2 separate regions of the Mus musculus genome follow, and region 1 is linked to region 2. Evidence: chromatin loops called from intact Hi-C (ENCODE). Cell type or tissue: heart. All regions are shown on one strand. Each heading gives the region's core, and the rest is flanking DNA. Links, peaks and the distances in the headings are about the cores only.

Region 1 (9,730 bases), core at 491-8,490, 120 kb after region 2:
TTTCTGTGCCCCCTGGGAATGATATGACAACACCACATAGAAAATGTTCACTTTTTTGTTTGTTTGTTTTTTGTTTTTGTTTTTAAATTTTTTTATTTATTTAATGTATGAGTGCTCCACTGCATATACATCTGCCTGCCTGAAGAGAGCATCAGATCCCCCTATAGATGGCTGTGAGCCACCATGTGGTCGCTGGGAATTGTACTCAGGGCCTCTGGAAGAGCAGCCAATGCTCTTAACCGCTGAGCCATCCCACCAGTCCCAGACTTCACTTTGATCAACGGGACAAAACATATACATAAAATAAATAAATCCTTTTTAAAAAATGAGGCAGAACCTCAAATTAAGTGATATTTTACAAACTAACTGGCCCATCGTCTCCAAAATGTCAAGGTCATAAAGATGAGACTGAGGAGCCGGTCCACACTGAGGAAGCTCAGAGAGACACAGCAGAGTGTAGCCTTGACTCAACTGAGTATCTATTTACATAAAAGCCAACTGTTATCTGGTTAAAAGTTGAATGGGGACAAAGGTTAGATGATAATGCTGTGCCACTGGTGTGTGTGTGTGTGTGTGTGTGTGTGTGTGTGTGTGTGTGTGTGCTTTAGTTTGTTTTTGCATTCTAGCCTATAGGTAGGAAAACACATTACATTATTGGAGGGGGTTGGGCATATGGTTCAGGAAGCTTTCTGTACTTGTGTGGCTGTTTCTAAATAAAAGTATTTACTTCAATTGAAAATGATTAAGCTGGGCAGTGGGGATACCAGTGGTGGGTGCATGCACGCCTTTAATCCCAGCACTTGGGAGGCAGAGACAGGCGGATTTCTGAGTTCGAGGCCAGCCTGGTCTACAGAGTGAGTTCCAGGACAGAGAAACCCTGTCTCGAAAAACAAAACAAAACAAAACAAAACAAAACAAAAAGAAAGAAAATGATCACTGTGAGGCTAGAGACATGGCTCAGTGGTTAAAGAACACTTGCTGCTCTTTCAGAGGACCCAGGTTTGGTTCCCAGGACCCACATGCTGGCTCACCACCATCTGTAACTCCAGTTCCAGGGCATTCTAATGCCTTTTCCTGACTCCCCCCGCCCCCCCGAAGCACCAGACACACATGTGGTACACATCATATTAATTTACTAAATAAATAAAATGTTTTAAGCAGAAGGAAACAACTACCACATACCATTTAACTTGGAAGTTCGATGCTGGGCGTAATCCATCTGTGTTGCTCTAACGTAGTTTGTTACACTGGGTGGTTTACAAACCATAGACCGTTACTTCTCAATGTCTGGAGAATGGAAGGATCAAGGTCCTGCCTTTTCAATGTCTGCTGGAATCCTGGTCTCTATACCACTTGGTTCTTTCTCATAGACATTATAAAAGAGATAAACAAATCCTCAATAGCAGGAGAGATGGAAGGGCCCACAGGTTCCTAGCTAGTTCACCCCCACCCTTTTTTACAAGGACATTAGCACTAGCCCATGACCTGTTCACTCCCCACAGGCCCCACTTTTTATCTCCACCTTAGGGTTACGTTCCAACATATGACTTTTGGAGGGACATACTCAATCTTCCACTTCGGAGATCTTTTTCTGCAGATGTCCTTGCTCATTTTTATCTACATTATGTATTACAACTATTTAATAAAGTAAAAATGTGAACACAACGCCAGGAGTTATCAGCCTGGCTAGTTAAATACATCTAATATATCCAAATAGACAATGAATACTGGAAAACAAAACAAAACAAAACAAAAACAACAACAAAAAACCCTCAAAACTAAAATTACTTAAGGGGCAATCTACAGAACATATTGTGGTCTGAGAAAGACCAGGTGCCTAATGGAGCACATGGCAATGGAGGAGGGGGCCCCCTGGGAAGACCAGCAGTCTCAACTGACCTGGACCCTGGAGATCTCTCAGACACTGAGCCACCAACAGGTAACATACAACAGCTGATATGAGGCCCCCAACACAGATACAGCAGAGCACTGCCCGTTCTGGCCTCAGTGAGAGCTGCACCTAACCCTCAAGAGACTTGAGGCCCCAGGGAGTGGGGAGGCCTGGGGGTGGGTGGGGGTGGGTCATGGGGACATTCTCTTGGAGATGGTGTAGGGAGGGTGGGAGGAGGGGGAGGGTTATGAGAAGGGGAGCGGTTGGGGCACAGACCGGGAAGGGGATGAAGTCTGGACTGTGAAAAAAGATTAAAGAATAAAATTGAAAAGAGAGAGAGGGAGGGAGGGGGGGGAATGTACTGGGGGAAGGGACTTTGGGAGGGGGGACCTGTAGAGGGGACAGCAATTGGGATGTAAAGTGAGTAAAGAAAAAGAAAAAAAGAGCAAGAATGTATCAGTATGCGTGTTTTTCTGTATACAGAGAACTCCTAGAGGCAAATGTACCTGTATTTACAATGCGAGGAGCACTGAGCTCCTCTGAGGACCAGTGCTGGAGGCTGATGGAGTGATACGGGAGGAGAACCATACGGGAGGAGAACCGTCTTCTAATCTGGACCCTTTAAAATTGTTTTTTTTTTTTTTTTTTTTTAAATTACGGGTCTGGGTGTGGGTATGTGCACTTGAGTGCAGGTGCCCAAAGAGGCTAGAGACAGCAGACAGACATCCTGGAGCTGGAGTTATTGGCAGTTGTGAGCTACCTGGTGTGGGTGCAGGGAGCTGAACTTGGATCTCCTGATATATGTATCTATCTATCAGGCTCGAGATTCCTGGATGACTATATGAGGAGACAAAGACACACGGATGAAAGGGCCAAAAGGATTCCATCTCCAAGGCAAGAGGAAACAGCAGATACAGCTTGGCAGTGAACTAAGCATTCATTCTGAGGTCCGTGCAGAGGGCCAGAGCGTGAGGGGCTCAGGCTGTGACCAGGGCTCAGAAAAAGGCTCACTACATTCGTTCCTAGTAGATGACAAAAGCTTGTTTTCAGGTGACATAGAGGTGATTGGCTTTGTACAGGGAGGGTGTAAGGAATTCAGAGGGTCAGGGACAATCTGCTTGTGAGGGCGGAACAGGGGCAGAACCCACCTCCTCTGTCTCTCCCCATGGAACCCAGCATTTTACGAGGTCTGATGCAAGCTTACTACATATTTACATTCCTGGGATGGAGAGTCACGATATTCCTGGAAACACACACACACTTGGGTCCTCCTTGGGCCATCTCTGACGCACGGTAATTACCAGATATGTTATTACCAAGAGAATAGAGAGCACATGCTCTGCGCAAACTCTGTGGGGCGTGAAGACACCAGAAGGGAACGAGAGCCACACAGCCGGGGCTTGAGAACTGGGTGGTCAGCCCACTCAGTCCTTGAGGGGATGACGGTTTTACAGGCATGAACTAGATGAGGAGAACGCGGAGCAGGGTGTGCAGGCTGGATGATCGTGTGCTACTGGTGAGCTCTAGAGTCGATGAGTGCGTCATGACCACACAGAAGAATGTCTTCACTTAAAAAAAAAATTTAATGTGTATGAACACACTGTAGCTGTTTTCAGACACACCAGAAGAGGGCGCCAGATCACATTACAAATGGTTGTGAGCCTCCATGTGATTGCTGGGAATTGAACTCAGGACCCCTGGAAGAGCACTCAGTGCTCTGAACAGCTGAGCCATCTCTCCAGACTACGTGTTCACTTTTAAGAAGCGTGTAACAATATCTGGAGGGGGGCAGGAAGCTTTCTGTAAGTGTATAATTTCATTTATTTATTTATTTATTTATTTATTTATTTGCATGTTTGTTTTCTGAGACAGGGTTTCTCTGTGTGGCCCTGGCTGTCCTGGAACTCACTCTCTAGACCTGACCCCAGAACCCACATAGTGGAAGAAGAGAAATGACTTTTGTGAGATGTCTGACCTCCACACATGTGGGCACGTGCACAATAGTTTTTAAAAGAAATATTTTTTTTGTGGGAGAGTACAAGCTGCTCTTCCAAAGAACCCAGGTTCAATTCCCAGCACACATATGGCGGCTCACAATTACCTGTAACTCCAGTTCCAAGGACACCAGATGCCCTTTTCTGGCCTCTGTAGCGTAAGCAGGCTCGTGGTACACAGAGGTACATGAAAACAAGACACACACACACACATGCACACACACACACACACACACTAAATGTAAAAAGAATATGTTTTTAAAAAGATCCACAACTCTGGAGTAAATTCTCTGAGACTGAGAGGACAGAAGGACTAAGAATTCCCACCTGGATTTCGGCTTGTGACTCAGCCAAAGGATGCTGTCAAGGTGGCATTTGAAAATACTAAGTTCTGCCTAAACTCCCCTGGCAAAGCATTTCTGCATCCTCTGCATCCTCAGGCCTTGTGGCCCGCCGCCTCCTTGCACGGCAGGCAACCTTTCGCCAGCCTGGGAGGCCATAGGTCCCTGAACATAGGTCTCTCTTAAGAGCTGAGGCTGTACAGTTGTAAAGCGGGAGCCCGGGTTGACAGGGCAGTTTTGAAAGGAGAGAAACCACTTTCGGCTCCCCGACAGGACAAACACCCTTTTCTCTGAAAAGAGCTTACAGAAACGAGTATCCAATCACCAGCTTGGATTTAGGATCCCAGCAAGTCACACTGCACTGCACCAGAAACCAAACCTTTAGCCAGCCCAAGAGGTGGCGCTGGCACAGCCTTCTAGCGCCTTCTAGCGTCGGCGAAGGAGACGGCCTCCTCCAGGTCTGAGAGGACGAGATCTATCCTGAACTTTAGGCAGCTGTAGCCTGAGAATGGAAACGAGAGTTAGGAGTCCTAGATAAATAGTTTTCTAGAGCGGCCTTAGAACTCATCAGTACAGGGGACAATTTAATATTACAGGATTGTATTGTCTCGGTTCTGAAAGACAGATGCCCAAAATCAAGGTGTTGAAAAAGTTCCTGATGTGTCTTGAAGGCTCAAAAATCTGTTCTTCCTTCTTTTTAGATTCTGGTGATTCTTGGCCTTGCTGTTCTCATACCTGCTCCACTCCAGTTCCTCCCCGATCTTCTCACAGTGCGATGCTCTTCTTGTAAGGTCTCCAAGTGCCATACCAGGGTCCCCCTGAGCTGATACATTCTCACTGTGGCTTGCTAACATCTGCAGAGACCCTACTTCAAATTAAAGCCACATTCACAGGGACCAGGGTTGAGGAGGTATTCGAACATAGTCCATCTATCACAGATACAGTTGTTTCAACAGATATTCCTCCAACATCGGCTAAAGGCCAGGGCGGGGTGAGGGCTAGGCACACCGGACCACTTTGTACATTCTTGGTTCTCAAGTGTGCATCTTGTGACCTGTGTCTTCCTCTGCTACCCTTGTCTCTTCTGGGCCTGACAGGGTCCCAGGGACTGTGGGTATTTCATTGGCTGTGGATGAAAGGCAGCAGGGAGGGCAAGAGAGAGTAATGAAGGTTGTGAGGACAAAGAAAAGGCAGAGAACACAGGAAGGGGTGCGGAATAGTTGGGCAGAAGGGTAAACCAGGATGGGGATGAAGAGGAAGATGAAGGCCAGGCTGCATGGACCTTGGAGACTAAGTAAGTAGGAGACTACCACACAAGGCTTTATTGCATCCTCTAGGTGCCATAATTACCAGGGGTCAGGCAGAGAACTTTGAAACCAAGGTCTACATCCTAGATTAAAGTTATTAACATATCTAGAGCTTCCAGGTCACCTGGAGGCTCCCGGCAGGTGCACCTCTGGAGAAGGCCAGGGAGCTCCACTCGCTCCCAAATGCCTTCTTCTGTGTCCAGCAAACATGAATCCCTGCCAGTGCTTTGGTGCTCTGACTCACAACCATCTGTAAGTGCAGTTCCAGTGAATCCTGACGCCCTCTTCTGACCTCTGAGGGCACCAGGTGCACATGTGGTGCACAAGCATTCATACAGGCAAACACCGTGCACATAAAGTAAAATAGATAAATCTTTACAAAATAAAAAATACCCAGTCCCAGAACTGCTAACTTGCTGACAGCATTAGTCCAGAATAAAACCACATCTCTATACACTCCACCCAGACCCTTAGCACAACCAAGTTTATAATTGCCTTATAGCATCCTCTGGCTGAAGTGGCAATCCTCCTGGGGCAAAAAGTCCTTAGACACCCAACCTGCATGCCTGACTGTGGGCATCTATAGAGTGAAGGATGTTTCTTTTCGTCTCTAGATTTCTGAAAATTCTTAATGATGAACGGTATTTCAATTATCAAATGCTTTTTTTCTGCAATGGTTAAAATGTGTTTTCTTTAATATGTTAATGTAAAGCCCCGTTTTGTATTCCAATAGAGTTTCTTGCTGTGAAACCATCCCTTAGAGTCCTGCTAAATCTGCTTGGCTGTGATAACTCACACCTAGATGTGCATTCTAAAATACAGTGCTGTGTCTTAGTTATCCCTCTATGTTGGTAAGTGAAAATACCTGTGATTTTCTTGTTCCTGTCCTTGCTTGACCTCCAAGTAATAGCCTCAGAAAATGAAGTGAGGGAGGGGCTCCCATTTCTAGTTTTCTGAAGCAGTTATTTGCTCTGTAGCCCAGGCTGGCTTTGAACTTGAGATCCTCCTACCTTAGCTACTCTAGTGCTGGAATTATAGCTGTGTGCATCTGGGCCTGTTGACTTTTGATGAGAGACCTTTGATTATGAATCCAGTGTCTTTTTGTTTTGAGACAGTGTCTTTCTGTGTAGCCCTGGGTGTCCTGGAACATGATATGGAGATCAGGCTGGCCTTGAACTCAGAGAGAACCTCCTCCCTCTGCCTCCCTAGTGCTGGGATCAAAGGTGTGCTCCACTGAGCTTCTCTGAGTTCCATGTCTTAGCTGATTATCAACTTAGACTTCTTATTTTATTGAGATGATTTTGTCAATTAAAAAAATCTATTTTGGGGCTGGTGAGATGGCTCAGTGGGTAAGAGCACCCGACTGCTCTTCCGAAGGTCCGGAGTTCAAATCCCAGCAACCACATGGTGGTTCACAACCATCCGTAACGAGATCTGACTCCCGAAAATCTATTTTAATGTACCAGTTTTAAAATTGTCATTCGTTATTGTGTTCATAAAATGTGTTTTGGAGATCTGTGTTTGTGTATACCACAGAACACATGTGGAGGTCAGAGGACAACTTTGTGGAGTTAGTATTTTCCTTCTACCTTTGCACAGATTCCAGGGATCAAACTCAAGTTGTTGGGCTTACACAGTAAGTACTTTGACCTGCTGTGATGGTTTGAATAGGCATGGCCCCCATAGACTTGTGTGTGAATGTTTGGCCCATAGGGAGTGGTACTATTAGGAGGTATGGCCTTGTTGGAGTGAGTGTGGCCTTGTTGCAGGAAGTGTATCACTGTGGAGGCAGGCTTTGAGGTCTCCTATGCTCAAGCTATACCCAGTGTGGCACACAGTCTCCTTTTGCCGCCTGTGGATCAAGATGTAGAGCTCTCGGCTCCTTCTCCAACACCATGTGTGCTTGCATGCCGCCATGGTTCTTGCCATGTTAATGAACTAAGCCTCTGAAACTGTAAGCCAGCTACAATTAAATGTTTTCTTTTATAAGACTTGCTCTGGTCACGGTGTCTCTTCACAGCAATAAAACCCTAACTAAGACACCTGCTGAGCCATCTTGCTGGGCCCTTAGTATGTTTAGAAAATTCAAATTTGTATAAAATGGTCCAAGGTACTGTTTAGATTTTAAAATTTTTACTCTGTATAATCATGTCACTTTTTATATTTCTATATTCTTGAGGTTGTTTGTATAACTCTCGTTTCTTTCTTCCTTCCTTCCTTCCTTCCTTCCTTCCTTCCTTCCTTTCTTTCTTCCTTCCTTCCTTCCTTCCTTCCTTCCTTCCTTCCTTCCTTCCTTCCCTTCTCTCTTCTTCTCTCTCTCCCTCAGATTCACCAGGGCCATTCTCTCCTGAGAGTTAACAATAAAGACGAGCCCAGCTGCAAAGACTCTCAGATGAGCTAAGCTACAAATAAGAAGCAGAGACCAGTCAAAATGTCTGAAAGAGGTTTAGAGTCAGGGTAGATGGTGGGTGGTGGTGGGTGTCTCTATGACCTTCATGCCCTGCAGAGAAGAAATATGCTGGAGGCAAGAAAGCAGTTTAGTGCAGTATAGCTTTGTAGATGATGTTGGTTCAAACTTCTGGAGTGGTTTGTTTTAGGTATATTTAAGCAAAATTTGAAAACTTTCTTGTGATAATCAGCTCAATCCCACATATACAACAAAATATACATAAGTCTCTTTGAGAAACAAAGTAAGCTAAATAAAGGTCAGATATGACTACTTTGAAACTCTTGGGCTGGTGAGATGGCTCAGCAGGTAAGAGCACTGACTGCTCTTCCGAAGGCCCTGAGTTCAAATCCCAGCGACCACATGGTGGCTCACAACCACCTGCAATAAGATCTGATGCCCTCTTCTGGGTGTGTCTGAAGTCAGCTACAGTGTACTTATGTATAATAATAAATAAATTATTTAAGAAAGAAAGAGAGAGAGAGAGAGAGAGAGAGAGAGAGAGAGAGAGAGGAAGAAAGGAAGAAACTCTTTATGACACTTCCCATAAAGATGGGTTCTATTGACAGAGAAAAACAAGATTATGATAAGGTTTGGGGGTGCCATCTCAGGTCACATAGACAGTACAAAGGTCACCAGGGTGGAAAATACATCAGTTCCCAGCATTCTGAGCAGATAACAGGCCTTGTATTCCTTCCCTTGAAAAAAACAACTCTGTTCTTAACATTCCAGGTCCCCTGAGAGCTTATCTGTGAACACTTAGACCTCCATGCCCCCTACAGTTCAGACCAGCTGAGTCACCTGGAAGGGAATCTCTAACCCACTTCGGTACCTGTAGCTTGTACAGTGTGTTTCAGGTTCTCAGGTTTTGCAAATGTCACCCATGCTGGAGTGGACTTTGGTGATGCAAATGTCTTTGAGTCATTTCTGCTTCCATAAGTAACCCCAATATAATTCATTTGGTTCCCCAAATTGGACTTTGGTAGTATCTATACTTTGGTCAATCATAGACTCCCTATTTGGGGTAAGTAGACATGTGTGTTGTGTCTTTCCAGAAAAAAAAAAAAGTCTTGTCATGCAACATAATTGAGGCCCAAATAGGAACCCAGTGGAACTAAAGACAAGGTGTAGAGGAGTGAGTGTGTGGTCCTGGATATGAGCAGCCTGACAGGAGGGCATCCGTGGGGAAATGTATAGCTGTCTTTTCCTCTATGAACTATGTTAGTGTTCCTCTCTGCTATGACAGCAGTGGCATGATTCTTGCTATGGGTAGTGATGAAGGGGGATAAGATAGAAAAGACAATATTTAGATACTGATTTGTTTAGTGATTTAATTACAACAACACTGTTATTGCAAAACACGACTTCACCTTGCTATCCGAAACAGAATGACCTGAACAAAGCCCTAAGGTAATCAAAAAGTTTCCTTCCCAAGGTGATTAGAAAGGAGAAAAATAGGTGAAAGAAAATAGGCCATTCATTGCCTCTAGCAACCTGCCTGCAAAAGCTGTCCATTGTAACATATGCCTTTAAAAACAGAAGTCCCAAGCTAACTGCTGGAAAGTCCTGGTTGCCTGTGTCACCCCACCTCAAGGTTTTAGAGTATAAAGTTACAATGTAGACAGAACTTGGGGGCTGAAGTCTTTCAGGAGCTTTAGCCCACCAGTGAATAAATATCTCCTCTTTCACCCTCATTGATGTTAGAGTGCTCATTCCAAAGAGATTCCCACAACAGTGAGGCACGCAACTAA
Region 2 (9,730 bases), core at 980-8,979:
CCATGCAGTGTGAACATTATTATCTTTATTTAAATGTATTTGAATTTCTTTTGCTGCCATAATCCCAAAACTCAGGAGGTTGAGGCAGGAGGCTTAAGGATCCGAAGCTGTAAGATCCTATCTTAAAAGCAAGCAACCAACAAAACCCCTAAGTTCTTCTTTTTGGAGCCTCCCTCTTCTGCTCTGCTCTGTACACCCTTGAAATCCACCCCTCTTTGCAGAGAAGAGGTTGTTGTTGTTGTTGTTGTTAAGATTTATTTACTTAATACACATAAGTACCAGGTCGCTCCCTTCAGACCCACCCACCAGAAGAGGGCATCAGATCCCATTACGAATGGTTGTGAGCCACCGTGTGGTTGCTGGGATTTGAACTCAGGACCTCTGGAAGATCAGTCAGTGCTCTTAACCACTGAGCCATCGCTCCAGCCCGAGAATAGGTTTTAGTCTTGTATTTTTCTGCACTTGGAGGTCCCACATCAGGAACTGGCTGATCCCTTGCCTACTCCAGTTTTGGGAAATCAGGTTTCACTGGAGCACCGCCACGCTCAGTTGCTCACATATTGTCTGCTCTGCTTTTGTACAACAGTGGCCAACATCAATAGTTTTGACAGAGACAACGTGACTCAAAGCTTTAACTGCTTAGTATCAGGCTCCCGTGGAACTGCTTCCCAGCCCCTGTTCTAATGGCTGAGAACAGCTTGTGTCACTCATCAGCTGACCTCTCCAAATCCACCTTGCAGTACCTGTCCTGGCGAAACAGACTAAGTACTTCCCACTAGACAATGAGCCTCGCGTGGAGGTTCACCAGGAGAGGGAGGTGCTGGGGTTAGGGACGGGGGCGGGGAGGTGGGCAGAGGGACCTCCCCTGGTTCTTCCTGGCTCTTTCCTATTCTAGCTACCCGGTTTGCGATACAGAAGCCTGGGACTTCCTGTGGCACTGCCCTTCAGCTGACGCCCCAGAACAGTCCTTTAATGATGCCTGGGTTTGAGGGCCACCTTCCTTTGCCCGCCTTAGGTAGACCCTGCCTGCCCTAGATTGCAACCTCACCTCCTCCGAGAAGGCCTGAACTGCGATCTCGAGGCAGGTTCTTCCCTCCGGTGTCCTTCCCTGAGCACCTAAAGCTGAGGCAAGTTTTAGACCTCTATGTACGTGTGCACTCATTTCTTTTCTTAGCTTCAATCCTTTTCTTTAAATTAAGCTTCCCCTGTTTAAATTACTGTGGCTTTCTGCCTCCCAAGTGGATCTAGACAAGTATGATTAAAGTATCATCATTCCTAATTTTTTGAGATTAAATCGTTAAGAAATTTCAGATATAAACCAGCAGGTAAAGGAAATATTTGGCAAAAGAACGTATTTTATACTTTAGTAAGGGCTATGCTAATCAAAATAGCATCAACTTCTATTCTTTAGCTAGCATCTTTCAAACAGCAGCAAACAGCAAGAAACTCCGACTCAAGCAATATGAAGGGCAAAGGCCAACTCCTGAGGTTGTCTTCTGAATTCCACATGTGTGCCATGCCATGCCTGCTCCTGCACCTACATACATGTACACACATCTCAAACACACCACATGCATTTTAAAATGCCTACCGTATGGAGCTGTCAGCAAGGAGACCTGAGGGAACATTGCTAATCAATGCAGAAATTGGGAAGGCTTACCAATAGAAAAAGAATCACTCAAAGGCCAGCACTGTGCCAGCGTGCTACGGCAATGGCAAGGACTTCCAAGCTGCCCTGCAAGGTAGACAGGGCCTCCTCTGTTTTGGGTCAAGACTGTTTAGTAACTTTCTGCTATGTATCGTTGAGAAGAAATGGAGTCTGAGTAGTGCTACTCTGCCTGTTATATGTGTTGTACAACTAGCTGCATCAGAATATTTTGAGCTATTAATCTGCTTCAAGCATTAAAGGTATGAAGCAGGTACTGTTTCTATCCTATGGGGGATCAGAAACCAGCATGCCTGGGCTGGAACATGGCTGAGCAGGTAAAAGACTTGCAAGCAAGCATGAAGATCTGAGTTCACATCTTCAGAAGCAGCAATAAAGCCGGACACAGAGGCATGTGTCTGTGATCCCAGCACTCCTATAGTGAGGTGGGAGGCAGTCACTGGAAGCGTCTAAATCGGCTAGCATGGTTCAAACAGCAGGAAACTACATCCCAAACATGCCCTCAAAACACAGGGCCGGGGCTGGAGAGATGGCTCAGTGGTTAAGAGCACTGCTGTTCTTCCAGAGGTCCTGAGTTCAATTCCCAGCAACCACATGGTGGCTCTCAACCATCTGTAATGAGATCGGATACCCTCTTCTGGTATGCATATTTAAATACATTAAATGAATAAATAATTTAAAAAACCCACAGGGCCAAGGCTGATGCCTGAGGTTGTCTTCTGAATTCCACATGTGTGCTGTGCTTGCACCTGCACCTACATACATGTTCACACGTATCAAACACACCACATGCAGTTAAAAAAAAAAACAAAACACCTACATCATAGAGCTGTCAGCAAGGACACCTGGAGGGAACATTACTATGAATCCAGTGTTGTTGTTGGCTGCAGGTGATCTCGCTGGCCTGCAAGCCCCAGGTTTCCTTGTTTCCACTTCCTTAGCTCTGAATTTATCACCACACCCAGCTTGTAAACTATGGGTTCTGAGGACCAAACTCAGGTCCTTAATGCTTACCACGGCAAGCACTTTACTGATTTACCCCCCATCCTTACTTAGCCGAAGACCAGTCATGTGGAAGTAGAGCCACACTCACGATTCCATTGTAACACCCAGACTTTCGAAACGCTCTGACTTCAGTCATACACAAAGGCATAGGGGTCTAGGGATTTAGTAAATATGAATGTTACATAATACTAAATATGAACTCAATAGAACGTTAGTAAAGTGGAAAAAAATGACTTCTGGCTACCTTGAGCCGCTCAGATTTGAGTGTCTCCTGGGTGCCAACCACTGGGACAGCAGTGGCAGAGCCCATTACCATGGAGACTGAAGTGGGAGAATGTACTATAAATCAACCATACTGCTCAGTGAGCATCTAATCAGGTAAGCTCTGGGCAGGCCTGAGTCGAGGCTGTGGCAGTGAGGACAGAGGGGAACATCTAAAGTAGATGTGAGAGGTTGGGGATATAGCTCAGTGGTAGAGAACTTGCCTACTGTGTATGAGGTCCTGGATCCAGTCTTCAGTAATGAAAACAAAAAAGCATATATGAGAGACAACACACACGGTTGGTAAGTGACTCTGGGGGCGCTTAAAACTCCCCAGGTTTCTGGACTATACATCGGAGACTGAGTTGGGGTGGAGAGGAGGTAGGGCCATTTATTCAGATTGGAAATGAAGGATGAAAGGCAAGGTCGGTGAGTTCCACTTTCAGTGTGCTGAGTGGCCATACCTATCAGGTCACTTAAGGATAAATGTATCAGAGTCTACAACCAAGTTGAAATCCCAGTTTGTCTATGTCTTGACTCTTTAACCTCAAGGAAATTCCTTAGCCTCTCTGAATAGCCATTTGATCAACACAGAATGGCTGTAATAGGGAACCTGTCTTTTTATTTTGTCAATAAACTTTGCTTACCCTTTAATAGTTTTGTTTTGATATGTGTATGGATGGTTTTGCCTGAGGTTATGTCTGTGCACCGCATGCATGCCTGGTGCTTGAGTAGGTCAGAAGCTAGTGTATGGGACTGGAGTTACACACAACTGAGAGATGCTATGTTGATGCTGGGCTTTGAACCCCTGGTCCTTTGGATGGCCACTGAGCCATCTCCCCAGCACTTGATTGCCCACCTTTTAAAAAGGTGAAGAAGGCTATAATGTATCTCACATGGTTGTTACTGAGAATTAAGTGAGATGAAATATGTTCTGCACATAATACAAAATACCGTGTGTTGACAAAATAATGAAAGACAATTATTACTATTAACTAAATTAACTAAATGATGATCAAATCCAAACTTTCCAACTTTCTTATGGTGAGTTTCTTTGTACTTATAAATCATGCCTCTAACTAGACTCTCAGTTTCTCTGCTCCGTTTGGAAACGTTGCTTTTTATTTTTCTAGTTGCTGCTGGAAATGAGAGGATTTGTCTGGACAGAGTGGAATGGCAGCTGGGGTAACGACCCAGGACTAATGGAAGACTAGGACCGCAGTGTGCGCCCTGCACTCCTACCGCCAGGTGGCGCCAGTCCTCTGTGAGTTCAGTCATAGTGAGGTTCTGAATCCTCCAAAGCGACATTCCAGGCGTAACACCAGACCCTATCCTTCAATCCAGGGGTGCGGGTTGTACCCAAAAGTCAGTTTCTTAAGAGGGCTTGATGACAATACCTGTTCCTTCCAACTGCGGAATTGACTGTACTCACAACTCACCTCAGTTACATCTCCTGGTGAGGCACTCATTGACTGGGTCAGTTTGGGCTGGGCACGCAGTGTTTGGGTGAGCCGCAATATATAAAATTTAACCTTTTCTTTTCTTTTCTTTTCTTTTCTTTTCTTTTCTTTTCTTTTCTTTTCTCTTCTTTTCTCTTCTCTTCTCTTCTTTTCTTTCCTTTTTCTTCTCTTCTTTTCTTTTTTTCTTTCCCTCCCTCCCTCTTTCTTTCTTTCTTTCTTTCTTTCTTTCTTTCTTTCTTTCTCTCTTTCTCTCTTTCTCTCTTTCTCTCTTTCTCTCTTTCTCTCTTTCTCTCTCTCTCTCCTTTCTTTCTTTCTTTCTTTCTTTCTTTCTTCCTTTCTTTTTTGAGAGAGAGTCTTTCTGAATAACACAAATTGGACTGGAACTTTCCATGTAACCCCAGCTGTCTTGGTCTTATAATCTTCCAGCTGTTGTCACCCAAATTACTGAGCTTATAGGCTTAATGTTTTATTAGAGAAAAATACACACACACACACACACACACATACACGAATGAGAATCCATCTACACTTCCATAATGTTGGTTTTGCTGTAGCTATTTTTTTTTTTAAATCTAATTCAAGAACTGGAAAATGGCCTTTGAGAGGGGAGGCCCTGTGTTTTATGTCCTTTTGTTCCCAGGTCTATTTATTTATTTATTTATTTATTTATTTATTTATTTATTTAATGTATGTAAGTACACTGTAGTTATACAAATGGTTGTGAGCCATCATGTGGTTGCTGGGATTTGAACTCAGAACCTCTGCTCACTCTGGCCCCACTCTCTCCGGCCCAAAGATTTATTTATTACTCTATGTAACGGTAGCTGTCCTCAGACACACCAGAAGAGGGCGTCAGATCTCATTATAGATGGTTGTGAGCCACCATGTGGTTGTTGGGATTTGAACTCAGGACCTTCGGAAGAGCAGTCGGTGCTTTTCCTGGCTGAGCCATCTTGCCAGCCCCCTTTTCCCAGGTCTTATGTTTGACATATTCAGTAAAGGTTTATAAAGCAAATAATTGCTAATAACTTGGTCCCATTTCTTGCCTCCCTCCTTTTCTCAGACAGGTGAATAGGGAAGTGGTCACTGACATTCCCACCAGCACTGAGGACTGGGGAGAGGTTGTCAAGACACCCTCCTCCACCAAAGCTGAAGAGTTAGACACAGCATGCCTTAGGACTGCACATACGGCTGTGTGTGTGCATGTGTGTGTTGTGTCTATAGTGTGAGTGTATTAAGTGTGTTTTGTGTGTGTTGTGCTATGCTCTATGTTGTGTTTGCTCTGTTATGTGTGTATGTATGTTGTATGTGTTTTATGTGTGTGATGTTGTGTATAATGTGTGTATTGTGTGCTTTTTGTGTGTTGTGTATGTAGTGTATGTTGTATGTATCTTGTGTATGTTCTACATGTGTAATATGTGTTGTGTGTGGGTTTTTTTTGTTTTTGTTGTTGTTGGTTTTTTTTGTTTTTTGTTTTTTTGTTTTTTGTTTTGGTTTTTTTGTGACAGGGTTTCTCTGTAGCCTGGGCTGTCCTGAAACTCACTTTGTAGACCAGGCTGGCCTCTGCCTCCCAAGTGCTGGGATTAAAGGCGTGCACCACCACGTGTGTGTGTTTTATGTGTGTAATGTGTCTATGTGTTTTGAGAGTCTTGTCATGTAGTCCAGTATGGCCTGGAATTTATGATTCTTCTGTCTTACCCACCAAGTACTACGATTATTGGTCCATACCACCTTACCCCTGCCTCCTCTTTTTCTACCCTTCCTTCCGTCCTTCTTCTCTCTCATGAATGTGGCAAGCTACTTAATATCTTGCCATCTTGAAGTTACGTTGTCTTAAAAACAGGAGTTACATCCGTTTTACAGAGTGGCTCTGAAAATCATATTAAATAGCCAGTCATTTGGTGTATGGCAGGTATGCAGTAAATGCTAATTTTCTTCACATAGGTTTTATTTGATTTAGGGGAAAATGATTTTGTCTTTGGGGAGGAAAATGTATTTTGTGCCTGAGTACAGGCTTAAGGTCAGTCTTCGGACTCGGTGATGAACAGACAGGCTTAGTCACAGAGCTGGGGGTGATTTGTGGCTGAGGGTGAAGGGAGAGGCAGACCTAACTGTACAGGAAGAGTGTGGGTTATGCGAGGGAAGGACAGGAGGACCTAGCCCAATGTGGGCACTGGAGGCTTTATGAACCTGAGATAGCTATGGAGTTAGCTAGTTAGTGTGAGAAGAAGAGAACACTTCTGTTTTGGTTGGTGTCCTAGTGCTGTGAAGAGGCACCGTGACCAGGCCAATTCAGAAAAGGATGTAATAGGGGCTGGCTTACAGTTTCAGAAGTTTAGTCCATTATCATCATGGCAGACGACAGCATGGCAGCATGCAGGTAGATATGATGCTGGAGTAGTTGAGAGTTCTACATCTGGATCCACAGGCTTGGAATGGGCTTTTTGAAACCTTGAAGCCAACCCTAGTGACACACTTCTTCTAACAAGGCCACACCCATCGTAGAAAGTATTTAATCCTGGCCCTAGGTTTCTACCCCGCCTTAGCTATTTAAGTTTCTGGATAAAAGGCACACACACAACCTTGATATTTACAATAAGCCTTAACACTGCTCTCTGTGTTCCTTTTGACAACTCAAGTTATTACTTTCTATGTTTCATCTGGACTGCTCTTAACTACTTGGGCAGCCCTCCAGGCCATGTTCTCTGGACTCCTAATCCGTGGTGGCTTCTTCCTTCCTCCTCCTGCACTATTCTTCTCCTTGTGGTTCTCCTCTGACCCCCAGCCCTCATAACCTAATCCTCATCCATGTCTAGCTATTGGCTGTTGGCATCTTTATTTACCAATCACAAATAACTTGGGGGCAGGGTCCCTCGAGTCTTACATGCAGAATCTCTTGTCTCTGAGGCAACCAGTCTTGGGGAGGCCCAATATTAGCATTAAAATGCAAGTAGCATTAGGCCAACCTACTAAACACACCTACTCCAACATGGCTGCACCTTAACTTTTCAAATAGTGCCGCTCCCTGATATCCAAGTATTCGAAGTACTATGATGTCTAGGGTGGGGCAAGAAGCATTCTCATTCAAAGCACCACACCTAGCATCTCTCTGTTTCCTATTTTCCCATCAGTTTGTGGGGAGCTAGTGCTTATGCCAGAAACAGCCATGAAGTTCTACCCAAGCCGCACGTCCTTCCAAATCTCCTAGCCCACGCCCTCTGGCCAGCTTCTCAAATGGATGCAGGCAAGACTCTCCTTAAAGATGACATCAGAGAAGTGTGTCCATCCAGGTATGCACAGACAAGCTGTCTCTAAAGAACAGAGTGAGAATACGGAGAATCTCAGATACTTTTTGGACAGTGTTTTGTGTTGCCCAGGCTTCCTTAGACTTGTAATCTTTCAGGCTCTGCCTCCTAATACAGGTGTCTTAGTTAGGGTTTTACTGCGGTGAAGAGACATCATAACCGAGGCAACTTTCAGAAGAACATTTAATTGGGGCTGGCTTACATGTTCAGAGGTTCAGTCCATTATCATCAAGGCAGGAGCATGGCAGCATCCAGGCAAACATGGTGTAGGAAGAGCTGAGAGTTGTACACCTTGTTTCAAAGGCAAACAGGAGAAGATTTCCTTCCAGGCAGCTGGGATGAGAGTCTTAAAGCCCATGCCCATGGTGACACACCTGTTCCAACAAAGCCACACCCACTACAAGGCCATACCTTCTACTGGTGCCACACACGCCCTGGGTCAAGCATGTACAAGGCAGCATGGATCACTGATTTGTGCCACACACTTGACTAAGCCAACTCCATTTGTTTTAATTGTGTACACAGCTGTTTTGCCTTTGTGTATGTCCTGCATGCATGCCTGGTGCTCATGGAAGTCATGAGAGGACATTGAATCTTCTGGGTCCTGGAAATTGAACCTAGGTCCTCTGCAAGAGCAGCAAGTGCTCTTAACTGCTTAGCCATCTCTCCAGTGCTTCATTTGTTTCTTGGTAGGAATTGAACTCGGGGCCATGTACATGCCAGATGAATGCTTTACCACCAAGCTACATGCCTAGCCCTTATGTGGGGTGGTGTCTTTCCTCTGCATGTTGTGACACTCCTCAGTCGGAGCTCTGACTTTCCTGCTCAGGTGTAACCGTCCTATAGAATGAGGGCACAGAGGTGTTCCATTCCTTGGCCATTATTAGCCAAGCATGAAGGATAAACCTGAGATCAATTCTGGGTGTGGCCAAGGCCAATAAATAGTCTGTGAACCTCAAAAAAGCAGGAAGAAGTCACCTGGGACTGAGCTAGGCTGTTTTCATTTCCTTATCTTCATTAGATCAGAGAATGGTTATCGATCACAGACAAGATCTGTGATGGCTGGCTGTCCTTTGTGAGTGGGATGGGGAAACGTGTATACACACACACACGCGCACACACACACACACACACACACACACACACACACCAGACTATAGCTATGCATGCACATGACCTCCTATATGCAGAGAACATCTTGTAAAATCAGTCCCCATCTTCTGACGTGTGGGTTTGGGGGTCCAAACTAAGGTCACCAGTCTTGGTGGCCAGTATCTTTGCCCATCTTGCTGGCCCTCAAATTATCTATTTAATTTTTTTTGGTTTTGTTTGGGCACTTAGGATTAAACTCAGAGTCTTGCATATACTAGGCAAGTGTTCTACCACAGAGCCATATCCCTAGACAAATCACTTGGTGTTGAGTATACTATCCATGCTGTGGCTGGCCACAAAAGCCTTGGGCTCATAGGTATATTATAGAGTCATACTGTACAATAACCCACAAAGAAACCCAGGCGGAAATTCTGTCTTTGTTAATCTGATCCCCAAATAGTTAAATGCACCATAAACTACGTGGAAAGATAAATTCCTAGACACTCCCTCATTCCCAAAGACATCAAGTACATTCTAGAGACACCCTCTTGAACTCCAAATTCCACAGTATACTGCTTGGAACTCACGAGGAATTCTGCCTGAGGGTCAGTATCAAAGTTGAGTGTTAGATGTGTAAATCACGCCTGTTGGCTCCTTGGGCTGCATAGAACCATCAGGTGCGGGGTAGAAAGGCTGGATCCAGAGCATGTACGTGCAGGCCTGCCTTTTAATTCTGCACCTCTTTCTTCATTCTTATCCCTCCCCAGCACCGCAGAGATCAAAGCTGCTCCATAGACCGTACAAAGCCATTGCCGGTTAAGCCATTGTGGCCCTTTGCTATTGGGGCTGGGAGGAATGCCAGGCTGGACAGTTTGGAGGGGAGCTTTTTAAATGCCAGCTTCATCTGCTGGAGCAGATGTTGCTGGGTGGGCGGCCACCAT

Evidence for each region. A loop is a pair of places that touch in the nucleus more often than their neighbours do. Peaks named below come from ENCODE experiments on the same cell type or tissue, not always from the same donor. Only the 100,000 strongest peaks of a DNase experiment are listed, where the experiment ranks them.
Region 1: a loop joins it to region 2, with 5 times the contacts of the local background. A loop is called at or near these places in 41 of 42 quality-filtered maps.

What each region holds. Positions count from the first base shown.
Region 1 is chr12:80,890,764-80,900,493 of GRCm38, forward strand. No RefSeq gene overlaps it. Among named protein-coding and RNA genes, the nearest start is that of Gm23298, 16 kb to the right of the region's middle. In heart, for the core only: a CTCF peak has its summit at 3,513 (motif pointing right); a DNase peak (open chromatin) is centred at 4,608; H3K4me3 peaks cover 408 bases; H3K27me3 peaks cover 490 bases.
Region 2 is chr12:80,765,620-80,775,349 of GRCm38, forward strand. No RefSeq gene overlaps it. Among named protein-coding and RNA genes, the nearest start is that of Ccdc177, 9.8 kb to the left of the region's middle. In heart, for the core only: no CTCF peak of the experiment used is centred there; a DNase peak (open chromatin) is centred at 4,212; H3K27me3 peaks cover 1,004 bases.